2 separate regions of the Homo sapiens genome follow, and region 1 is linked to region 2. Evidence: read pairs that join two places in POLR2A ChIA-PET (ENCODE). Cell type or tissue: PC-9. All regions are shown on one strand. Links, peaks and the distances in the headings refer to the core of each region. The heading gives the core; the rest is flanking DNA.

The links. Peaks named below come from ENCODE experiments on the same cell type or tissue, not always from the same donor. Only the 100,000 strongest peaks of a DNase experiment are listed, where the experiment ranks them.
Region 1: POLR2A ChIA-PET joins it to region 2 with 5 read pairs; 2 of 35 experiments call an interaction of 5 or more read pairs at or near these places.

Annotation. Positions count from the first base shown.
Region 1 is chr21:14,024,682-14,030,068 of GRCh38, forward strand. LOC105377134 (a long non-coding RNA gene) reads left to right here and starts at 2,751. Exons shown (of 3, transcript NR_188593.1): 1 at 2,751-2,916. RefSeq lists an enhancer at 3,143-3,212. In PC-9, for the core only: no CTCF peak of the experiment used is centred there; a DNase peak (open chromatin) is centred at 2,690; H3K4me3 peaks cover 1,345 bases.
Region 2 is chr21:14,210,557-14,215,943 of GRCh38, forward strand. It overlaps LIPI (lipase I), which reads right to left and starts at 399. Exons shown (of 10, transcript NM_001302998.2): 1 at 244-399. The coding sequence starts at 289. In PC-9, for the core only: no CTCF peak of the experiment used is centred there; no DNase peak of the experiment used is centred there.

The DNA of each region.
Region 1 (5,387 bases), core at 55-5,054, 190 kb before region 2:
TTGAAGACTTTAAACACTCCTCTACAAGGTTATTGAAATATGCAGCCAAGGGTGAGAAGCATTGATTCAGGGTGAGGAATACATTGGCTGTATGTGATTTTCATGTGTGCTTTAGGGATTTGCCCCATAGCTGCTCCTGAATGTGGGGTCTTAGAAAACATCTTTACCCTTCAAAGCATATTCTGCTGATTGGCTAAATTGCAGCAGGAAAAAATATCAGCAGCTCTGTCTTTATGTCACTTGCCTTCAAAGCAAAAGGTTTTTCAGGCACAGTAATTTGATTTAGTCTGTGTTAAAAATCATAAATAGCCTAGAAATACAAAAAAAAAAAAGAGACAGAGTTTGCAGATATGTGGAGTGCATTATAGGTGTTTTCAAATTTCTCCTATGATGAGAAATTAAAAATAGAATGTTGGGCATTAATTTCCTAAACTCAGTGCTCAGCCATTTCCTCAAATTGTTTCCAGTTTTTCCAAGAGACTTCAGAAGCATTCCCTGGAATGAATTATTTCCAATGGTGAAGAGTACTAGATGGACAGGATGAGAATCTCAAAGAAATCTTGCTTCTATTTCAGAAGTGCCACTGTGCAGCACCTTGAAGGACCAGGAAACCTGGTTGAGGAGTGTGGTCTACGGAGGTGCATAGGCTTCAGAGTCAGGCAGAGTTGATCCTGAGTCCCAGCCCAGCTGAGTTAGAAGCTGTGGGACAGTTATATAAACCTCATCTGCAAAAAAAGGCCATACTAAAATTGATTGAAAACAACAGCAAATTTTTAAAATTTCTTCTTGTGTTCATGCCTTGACAATGGATTTTATAGTGGTTCCCATTAAGAGACAGAATTTGTTTTCCACATCTTGAATCTTTATGGCCTTATTTGCACAGGCCAAAGCTGTGCATATGACAGTGTGCTAGTTTGGGGCCTAGGCTCAAAAAGTCTCAAATGCTTCCGTTTTCTTTTTCAGAACCCTTCCATCTCCATGAGAACAAGCCCATTTTGGCCTGCTGGGCAAAAGCCAAAATGTCCCCATTGACAGCTCACTTACAGAAGCAGAGCCACTTAATTCACCAGCCGTTCACCACTCAACGTCTGAAGGAGCCATTCTGAGCCCTGAAGAATAGCCCAGCTGAGCCCAGCCTAAATTTCTAACCAGCTCAATCATGAGCGTTTGGGATTGTTTATTATGCTTACTAATATATACAACCATTAAAGACAGGATGCCAGGATGCCAGGACAGATTGATTACAAATAACCTGCAAATGCTTGGCACCCTGTAAGTACTGATTTTATTTGCCCTTTATTTAGAGTTAGATTTGTTGTTAGATGGTATTGAGTTATATGGAAGTGCAGGTAGATGTGGATGCATATGACTGGTGCTTAAACGCACGCAGTGCCCCACACCACAGGAGAAAAACACACAGTTACAGACAGACAATTAGGTCCAAAGCCAAATAGCAAAATAAGGAGTTTGACTTTTATCTATTCCCTCCACATCTGAACTCTGGAGGTCAAGGCTGTAAAGAGATCTGAAGACATGGTGTTCTCCCCTCCTGGGGCCCCATCATTTTTTGTTTACTGTTTGATATTTGAAAGGAAGAGAAACTCCCATCAAACAGCAACTGGGAGACAGTGGTCTCTACGTGACACTCTCTGCTTGCAGCCCCTGATCTCTCTAGGGGCACTGACCCTCCCACCCTTGAGCCTGAGGAGAAAAGTTAGTAGAGAGAGGCCAGTAGTTGGTAGGGAGAGAGCCCACTTCCAGCAGAAAAGAGGTGTTCAGGCCTTCACCTCCCTGAGATCGGAGCATCAGAGCCCTCATGGCTGCTGGTTTGAAGTAAAATGTGCTGCAAACATAAAATACACAGCGAGTTTAAAAGATTTAGATCCAAAATATTTATAATTATTTGTTGACCACACATGAAAAATAATATTTTGGGTATAATGGCTTAAACAGTATTACAAACAATTTCACTTGTTTCTTTTTATTATTACTATTATTTTTGAGATGGAGTCTTGCTCTGTCACCCAGGCTGCAGTGCAGTGGCACAAACTCAGCTCACTGCAACCTCCACCTCCTGGGTTCAAGCGATTCTCCTGCCTCAGCCTCCCAAGCAGCTGGGATTACAGGTGCCCACCACCATGCCCGGCTAATTTTTGTATTTTTAGTAGACAGGGATTCATTATGTTGGCCAGAGTGGTCTCGAACTTCTGACCTCTGTCCTCTCAGAGTGCTGGGATTACAGGCGTGAGCCACCATGTCCGGAGTCTTTTTATTACTATTTTTGATCTGGCTAATAAAACATTTAAAATTCACAATAGCTAACGTTTTATTTTTTAGAGGATTGCTTCTCTCTTAAAATCTTAGGTGTCCCACTCCAAAGACCGGCGGCCAGAAAGGTTATGAAATCTGAAATATTAAATAATTGTCATTATATTGCTTCCATTTGTGAACAACGTGTGTGTGTGTTTTATAAACGAACATAACCTTCATAACGTTATACACCACAATGCTAAAAAATGACCCCTGGTTAGAGCCAGGCGCAGCACAGACAGAAAGCCCTGCCTGAAAGTGACTGGAGCCAAGAGCCTGACACTCTCGGCTCATTCCGTACAGTGTATGGTAGCATCTTCTGACACGCAAGGCCTGAGGGCGCGGTGCCTGCACTACTATCCAATCAGGGCGCTGGGGTGGGAACTGTCCAATCAGGCGCGCAGCCAGGGAGGAAGGGGCGGCTTCCGGAATCTGGCGCGGCCTTTGTCTCACTTCAGCCAGAGAGCGGGGTTAGGGCTTCATTGCCTTGTGTCCTCTGCTCCGGGAGACTTCGGTGATTCTGCCACTCCCTCCGTCGCTCTGTGACCTGCTGGCATTGAATGATTTATAGCTAAGACTCCAGGACACCCCTGAAGCCGAGAAATGGTGAGTGTGGGGGGCAGGGCGTCCCGAGACTGGGGAGGGGACTCCTTGGAACCGGCTGGACATGGCGGTGACGGGACCTAGTCTGCGAGTCGAGTCCTCTGCAGCTCAGCCCTCAGTCCCCTCCGGTGCAGGGACTCCGGGCGTCCTGTCCTGTCCCTGCACGGCGGCTTTGGCCCCAGCCTGTAGCCCTCTTTGCGCAGCTCTGCGCCCGCAGCCCTGCATCTTCCCCAGGTTGTGAGGTGATGAGGCGAAAGTCATCGGAAAGACGCCGACTCGGTGTGCAGGGTTCCTGCGTGGAAGGAGCTGTGGTCCGTGGGGTCCCCCGTCCCTACCTTACCCTGTTCAGAATTAGACTGAGGCACCATTAAAACATAGACAGCTTATATGAGTAAACAGTGATTAATTAATGGGACAGCGCTCAGCAATGGTTTGTGGTTTGGGGGCTACTAGAAGGTCTTGAAAGAAAGGCTTGTATAAGGTGTGTGAGGAAGCAAAGACAATTAAATAATTGGGTACAGTTATGTAGTCGCTTTATTTGGAGTGTCTGGGTGGAAATTTCCTGGTTATGTAATCAGGGATTAATTGGAGGTTTGTAGTTGTTTAAGCTTGAATTTCGTTTCCTCCTAAGGTAGTAACTTAGAAAAAATGCATTTGAGTTAGGTTTCTTTTTTTACATAGAGGCCTAGACCACTAGAGCCACTTCAATCTAATTGACTGCTATGTAATTATTTTAACTTTAATCAAAGACACTGGTTTTCGCCTGCATTTTCCAAATGTGTGGCAAGCAGGGTCTCACATCCACTACTCTGTTCTGCCAGCCTAACCTGGCTTGAAGTAAAATCTTAAATTTCCGGTTTCTTGCTGACATTCCCCAAAGGCAACTTCTCCCCTCCCATACATTATCAACTATTTTTGTCCTTTATTGCACATTTCAGAAACAGTATTTTAATTAATCACTTTTTCACAGAGCAGTGGATGGCAATTTGTAAAATACTTGTTTTCTACTTACAAATATTTCACATGAGAAAAAAGCAGAAAATAATCCCCTGGCACTCAGCTGTAAAAAATCTTTCTGCTGTTTCTCCTTGTATCCTCCCTTAGCACAAACGCCCTTATTAGGACATCTTGGGATTGAGGTTTTCCTTGGGAAACTTTATGGGGCAATGTTTCCTTAGCCACATTCGGGCCTTTTTCTAGTCCTGAGTTTTAGAACTGTCTTGAGATGGCCCAAGATACAAACCAGAGCCATGTCTTTTGGGAGTTCTGGTGAATATCAGCCCTTTGGTAATCTTCCAGAGGACACAATGAGGGATGGGAGTACAGCTTCTCAAAGGAGCAGCTGAATGCCCTGGGGGTGAGAGAAATATCCAGGCTTACCCTTCCTGTAAAAAAAGAATCCCTTGGGATTTTTAAGATTTTTTTTTTTTTTTTTCCCCCAACCCCAGTTTGCATTCCATGGAAACACATTGCTTGTCAGCCAATCAGATGCTGGTATTCAGAGAAAAAGATAGACTATTCCTGTCTTCTGAATTGTCTTATATTTGCGAAGGGAGAGAAACTAACCTGAAGGACAAGAAAAACCCACCCCAGGGAGGCAGTGCAAGAACCTGCAAAGCAAAAAGCGGAGTGGGGCACAGTGCAGTGTCTCCTGGGAGGGTGGGCATTGAGCACTTCAGTGAGGAGTATGGGGGTGAGAGAAAGTCCCAAGGGATAAGGTGGCCTGATTTGACACTTGAGTCAGATGTCCCTGTTCCAGAAAGCACTGCCACTCCCTGAGTTTGTCCCCCTGTATAGATTTGCTCACTTATTTCAACTTCGGTTTTTTTAATTAACTGTAAATTGGATCTCAAAGGATAGGCAGAAAAGGGCTTTTAAAAAAAGTTGGAAAGAGCAAATCAGATTAGAAGGAAGGTGAGAGAGGGTGGGCAGAATGAAGGGTGGCAAAATCAGATTCTAAATCAGAGAGCGTTCAACCCTGAAGTCAGCTTTTTCTTAGGAGGTTAATAAAGAGAGATTGAATGTTGAATCAGGCTGAGAATAGGTCAAAGTTCAGGGATCTGAACAAATAGGCTTTTTTTTTTTTTTTTTTTTTACCATCGAAGATGAAATTGTTCAGCCAATTGTATATGAGAAAAAGATGGAAATGTGTGGTCCGTGTCTGACTCTGTGGTAGGTTTAGAAAAAAAGAAGAGAGAGTATTATTGAAGTCACAATGGGAAGGGTGTCTCTTTTCGTTAAGCTGATTTCGGAGAACAAAAAGCATGAGGAATTTTTTGTCACAGCTATTTAGCAGAATTACCTACCTGCCCCAGCTTTCACCACCACTTTTTCTTGCCCTATGCATCTCTGCCATGTGGCTGTTCCTGAGCTGTATCTTCAATAATAAACTGGTATATGTAAGTACAGTGCTTTGCTGAGTTCTGTGAATAGTTCTATCAAATTATTGAGCTTGAGGAGGGGAATGTGGAAGC
Region 2 (5,387 bases), core at 86-5,085:
TCTAGTTACTAATTATCTGGCAAGGAAATAAAATGCAAAATGTCAACTTATTAAACAAACACATGCACACACACACGTACACACACAGAAGTTTTCTTAATAGTAATGTTTGTTATAATTAGTACCAATAATCTAACATATTTTTATCCCATTATATCATAACATTCTTTATCCCAGAATACAGACCACACTATTTTATATGCAATTTTTAAAGATAAATCAAATTATTAATTAATATCTTACCAGATCTCACCCAGCACATCAAACAAAGAAAAATGTATACTCTCATTTGGAATCTGAGAAAAGCAAAAACAGCACTCAATTCACCAAAAAGGAAATTCCGTAACTCATTGAGGTTTCTCTTTGGTAGGATCATCACAGGCTGGCAGGTTCTTCTGTAAAAGTTCACTGATTTTTGCTCCTCCCTCTTGGTTGAAAAGGTGAGGTAGTTTGTTTTCTCCCACTTTAGCTTGTGGTTGTGGGAAGGATTTTTAAGTCACAGGCTCTGTAATAAGTCACAAACAAACCTTCAGCTACACAAGTTGAATTTAAGGGAATGATAAATCTAATTACATCTTTCTGTATTCCTTTTAACCTCAGGATTTCAGAAGCGGTCAGGAAAATATGCAAATGTGATGTTAGAAAATGCTAGAAATGGAAAGAGTCAGAAAAAGTTGTGGTTTATATTCACTTTGACTACAAACTAAGATATCTTTATATACCATAAATCAATAATGAAAGCCATATCCATTAAGCTCTTTCAAGTATAAAAGATGAGCTTTTCATATTTATGTTATTTTACATCCCCAAAGCAGGGGCTATTTTAACATTCAAAATTTTGGCTCATCACTTGAGGCTAAAAGGTGAAAATTATAAAAAAAAAAGTATTTAATATGATGACCATTTTAAAATTAGCATACATTTTCTTTTTACATGTTTACTTAATTATCTTCTTTTCTTAGCAATGGACTTTAGTAAGCAAGAAAAATTGGGAGTTGTTCTAAGTACATAAATTGAAAGTTTAAAAATTAATTCATTTTTAAAAAATTCAAGTTTCTCTAAAGTTCCAAAAATACAGTAAGAACAGAAGTGTTTTTTGTATGTTATAAATCTGCAGAAACTAATCTGAGGTCTGGGGAAGTATTTGAGAAAATTCACAAACAAAATGAAGTATTAGTTTAAAAAAATCACAAACATTTAACTGCTGAGGAAGTTCCATCATTATTTTGAACTGTCTGATCTCTGGGTGTTTTACATGAGATTTCCATTTTTTAAAAAATACCACCACTACAATTTGTTTGAAGACCAAAAATAATCTAGGTCCTTCCACAGCACTTAGCTGTAAGAACTGCACCTCTCTAACAAAGATATAAATAAGCCACATCATTTCAGAATATGGGAAGAAAGATAATGTGTCATACATCCTAGAACAAATTTTTCCTAACAAATTTTACTTAATAAATTAAAATACAAATCTTTCCTCCTTCACTTATAATTTCCTTTTCTCTTTGTGCTTTCAATGTGGCATTATAATATGACTCTTGCACATTTACTTTCATCTTTATGAGTTCATACTGAAAAATACTGGCATATCAGGCAGTATAATATAGAGTTTCAAAATTAAAAATCATGCTTCTTCATTATCATGTATTTTGCCTACTGCCAATATGAGAAAGATGAGGTTATTAATGTTCATTGCATTAAATAGGAAAATATTGGGGGATGACAAAGTTACAAAATGCCAATAGTTTAGTAAGACAATCTATTTGAGCACTTGTTTAGTCCTCCTTGGATATAAAAAATGATTGTAAGTAGCTTACATACACACTTACAATGTAAACATTAACTCAAAGGGGATGTTCATGATGATGATGTGATGATGATGATGAAGATTTAAAATTTATTGAGCCCTATGTATCAGGCGTTCTTCAAGCACTTTACAAGTGAGTTAATTAGTGTTTGAGATGGAAAATCATTGTTTATCACAATATATTTTGTCACAACCTTTTATTAATTTGTCAATGTGTCAAAATGTTTAACAATCTTACCCTTTGACTCAGCAATTAAGCAACAAAGATACTTCCTACAGAAATCCAAGACACTTTCCTACAGACACATCCAAGGTCCTTTTATGTGGCAAATGGCCTACATGTGCACAAATATATGAGCAAAGACATTCATCTCACCATTCCAATAACAGTCAAAAAATGAAAGCAATATAAAATCTAACAATGAGAGATTAGTCTAATTAGGTATCTACTGTGGATTAAAACTAATGATACAGATTGATCAGTATTTATTGGTGTAAAAGGCCTTCATTACACCTTTTTCATTACAAAAAGTTTTAGAGGGCAGAGGGCAAGCTAAAAAACAGTATTATATAGCATGCTTTATTTTCCTAAAGTGTGATATATATAAATATATATATATATTTTCCTAAAGTGTGATATATATATATTTCAAAGTCTGGAAGGTTTTCCTCCAAAATAGTTATCTCTGCATGATAAATTTGTCAGTAATTTTTACTTTATTTCCTTAAATTTTAACAATATTTATTTATAATAAACATCTAATACACATAAAACAATTGAAAAACTGTATTTACTTGACAAAAATATGGTTCAGAAAAAATCAGAATAAAGACAAAATAAGTGTTTAAAAAAGTGAAGACAAAAATGAGTTCAATTTAAAAAAGCATCCAATAAAATCCCTTAATAGTAGTTGGCCAACCTCCTTTCCTTCCTTCCTTCCTTCCTTCCTTCCTTCCTTCCTTCCTTCCTTCTGTTTCAGTTGTTCATTCACTTATGCAACTTTTATTAAGTACCTATTGATTTCCAGGCACAGACTTTGTTGTTGGGGATACAAAGTAAAGACATTAATTTATTTAATCTGTATTCTTTCAATAGCTATTTATTATACACCTACAGGTGTGTCAAAGATTGTCTTAGGTACTGAAATATATTTACTCTATACTAGTTCCCAGTGAGAAGGACTTGACAGAAGTGTACCTAGGGAACTATGGAAGCACACAAGTGGAGTGGCCAGCTAATTTGGAAGGCAGAGTTCAGAGAAGCATTGCAGGACATGTTGCCTGGGCTTAACTACAAAAGAGAGTAAGAGTTGGCTGCACAGGGCCGGGCACAGTGGCTCACGCCTATAATCCCAGTACTTTGAGAGGCCAAGGCGGGTAGATCACCTGAGGTCAGGAGTTTGAGACCATCCTGGCCAACATGGTGAAACCCTGTCTCTACTAAAAGTACAAAAATTAGCCGGGCATGGTGGCACACACCTGTAATTCCAGCTACTCAGAGGCTGAGGCAGGAGAATTGCTTGAATCTGGGAGGCGGAGGTTGCAGTGAGCCGAGATTGGGCCATTGCACTCCAGCCTGGGCGACAAGAACAAAACTCCATCTCAAAAAAAAAAAAGTTGGCTGGGCAAAAGAAGATAAAGAAATGAGCTCTAATTATACATATATAGACATACAGAGGTATACATGTATATATACATATATTTTCATTTATTATATGTTCATTCAGCTAGGGACATCAGACATCCTGATATAAATGAAGAAAGGCTAGCTCTTTATAGAGTGTTACATGTATTTAACCCATTAAAACCTGATATATGACTAATGGTACAGTAAATACTGAAAGTGAAGTGAATTATTTTTAACCTACTACTAGATTTATTACCATGCATGCATTCAATATGAGTTAAGAAACAGAACATGCTTACATTAGAAAAATGATATATTGAGATCATATTCTGAAAAAATTGCTAACTACAGAAGCTGACTTTCAGAGTTTATAATATTAACTAAGTATTCTAGAATTATAAGCACTATAAACTTATGTACGGCCAGAAGAGGATATTATAACACCAAAATTATGCACATTTGTAGACAAAGAAGGATGCAAATTTCAATAGAACAATATAATATGAACATTAATTACAAGTGTAGTTAAAGGTTTGTAGCATACGCACTCATATACATGCAATGGTTTAAACTGAAACCTGAAGATACAGCTTGCATATAAGAAGTGTCTGAGGGGAATTCAAGGAGGAAATATGTTGCTTTGATGAGATTTATGAAGTAAATGAATACAAATAAATCAAGAGGTCTACACATAACAGAGACTTGCAAGTATCCATTCATTTGATCAACATATATTTATTTGCCTACAATATGAGTGTTTCCTTAACTCCTTCTTACTGTACCGCAACTCTACTGATGATAGAGGAAAGAAAAAGGAAAAAAAAAAATGGAGACAGGACTTATATCAGTTGAAGGTAACTACTGAAGTTACTAGCATTTATATTATATTTGTGAGGGTAGAAAGGCTGTCTCTCCCAAAGTATAAGCTTTAGGAGGTCAGACTTTTATATTTCCCTTTGTTTTCCAAGAATTAAGCATTCAGAAAATACCTATTAAATGAAGTAACTATATTTAGTCCAATCCATTCCTTAAGAAACAGAATCCGAATTCCAAAGAGAAATTACTTGTTCAAAGTAATAAAACTATGTAATGTCAGAGATCAATTAGAAATTAGGATTTCCTAAAATGTGTACCTTTTCATTAGAAAAGATGACTTTTTTTGGTCCATCAACCAGATAAAAGCATGCTTCCTCAATTCAAAATGAAATTTTATCACGATGCCAAACTAAAGGTCAAATAATGTTCTGATCACCTATATGATATTCATGAGATGATCTCAAGGTCCTATGTAGACGTATGGTAGCTTCAGAAAGGAAGCCAAGTTAACAGTTGACAGCTGATTTATCAAAGTATTGAGATTCTAAGTTTTCTTTCTCCTTTCTTGTAATTTTATTGTTCATAAGACTTTTATTAAAAACAAAAATTATCCCCAAGAAAGAACTAAGCCTTTAGCCTGGTACACCATATACAAAGTATAGCCCTGAAACAAAGTACAGCCGTTGGATCCTGACACAAACCCTAGCTGCCATCCTCAAAAATTCTGGCTTAGACACAAAACTGGCTCACTCTCACCAGTATATCCCTTGGTATTTGCTTTCTCAAGTTCCTTTTGGAGTCCACTTAAAACCTCTGCGACCAGTTTCAAAAACTCATCTAGGGAGCACTTTCTAGGAAAATAAACTTTAATTCTAGTTTTCTGTTGTATCCACATCCATGCAAACATCGATTCTTTCAAAAATTATTTATAGTTTAATATCTTCATGATTTGTTCATTTATTCTTTGGACCCAAAGAAATGTATCTCCCCGCATTTGCCTGGGAGCTTCTGCAATGAAGTTACCACAATTTAAATCATCTCTACAGTGACTTTATTTAAAATGTTGATTGAATAAATCCAAAATCAATTAATGTGCCAGAAAAAAAGGAAGCCACCCCACTAGCTAAAGAGTAA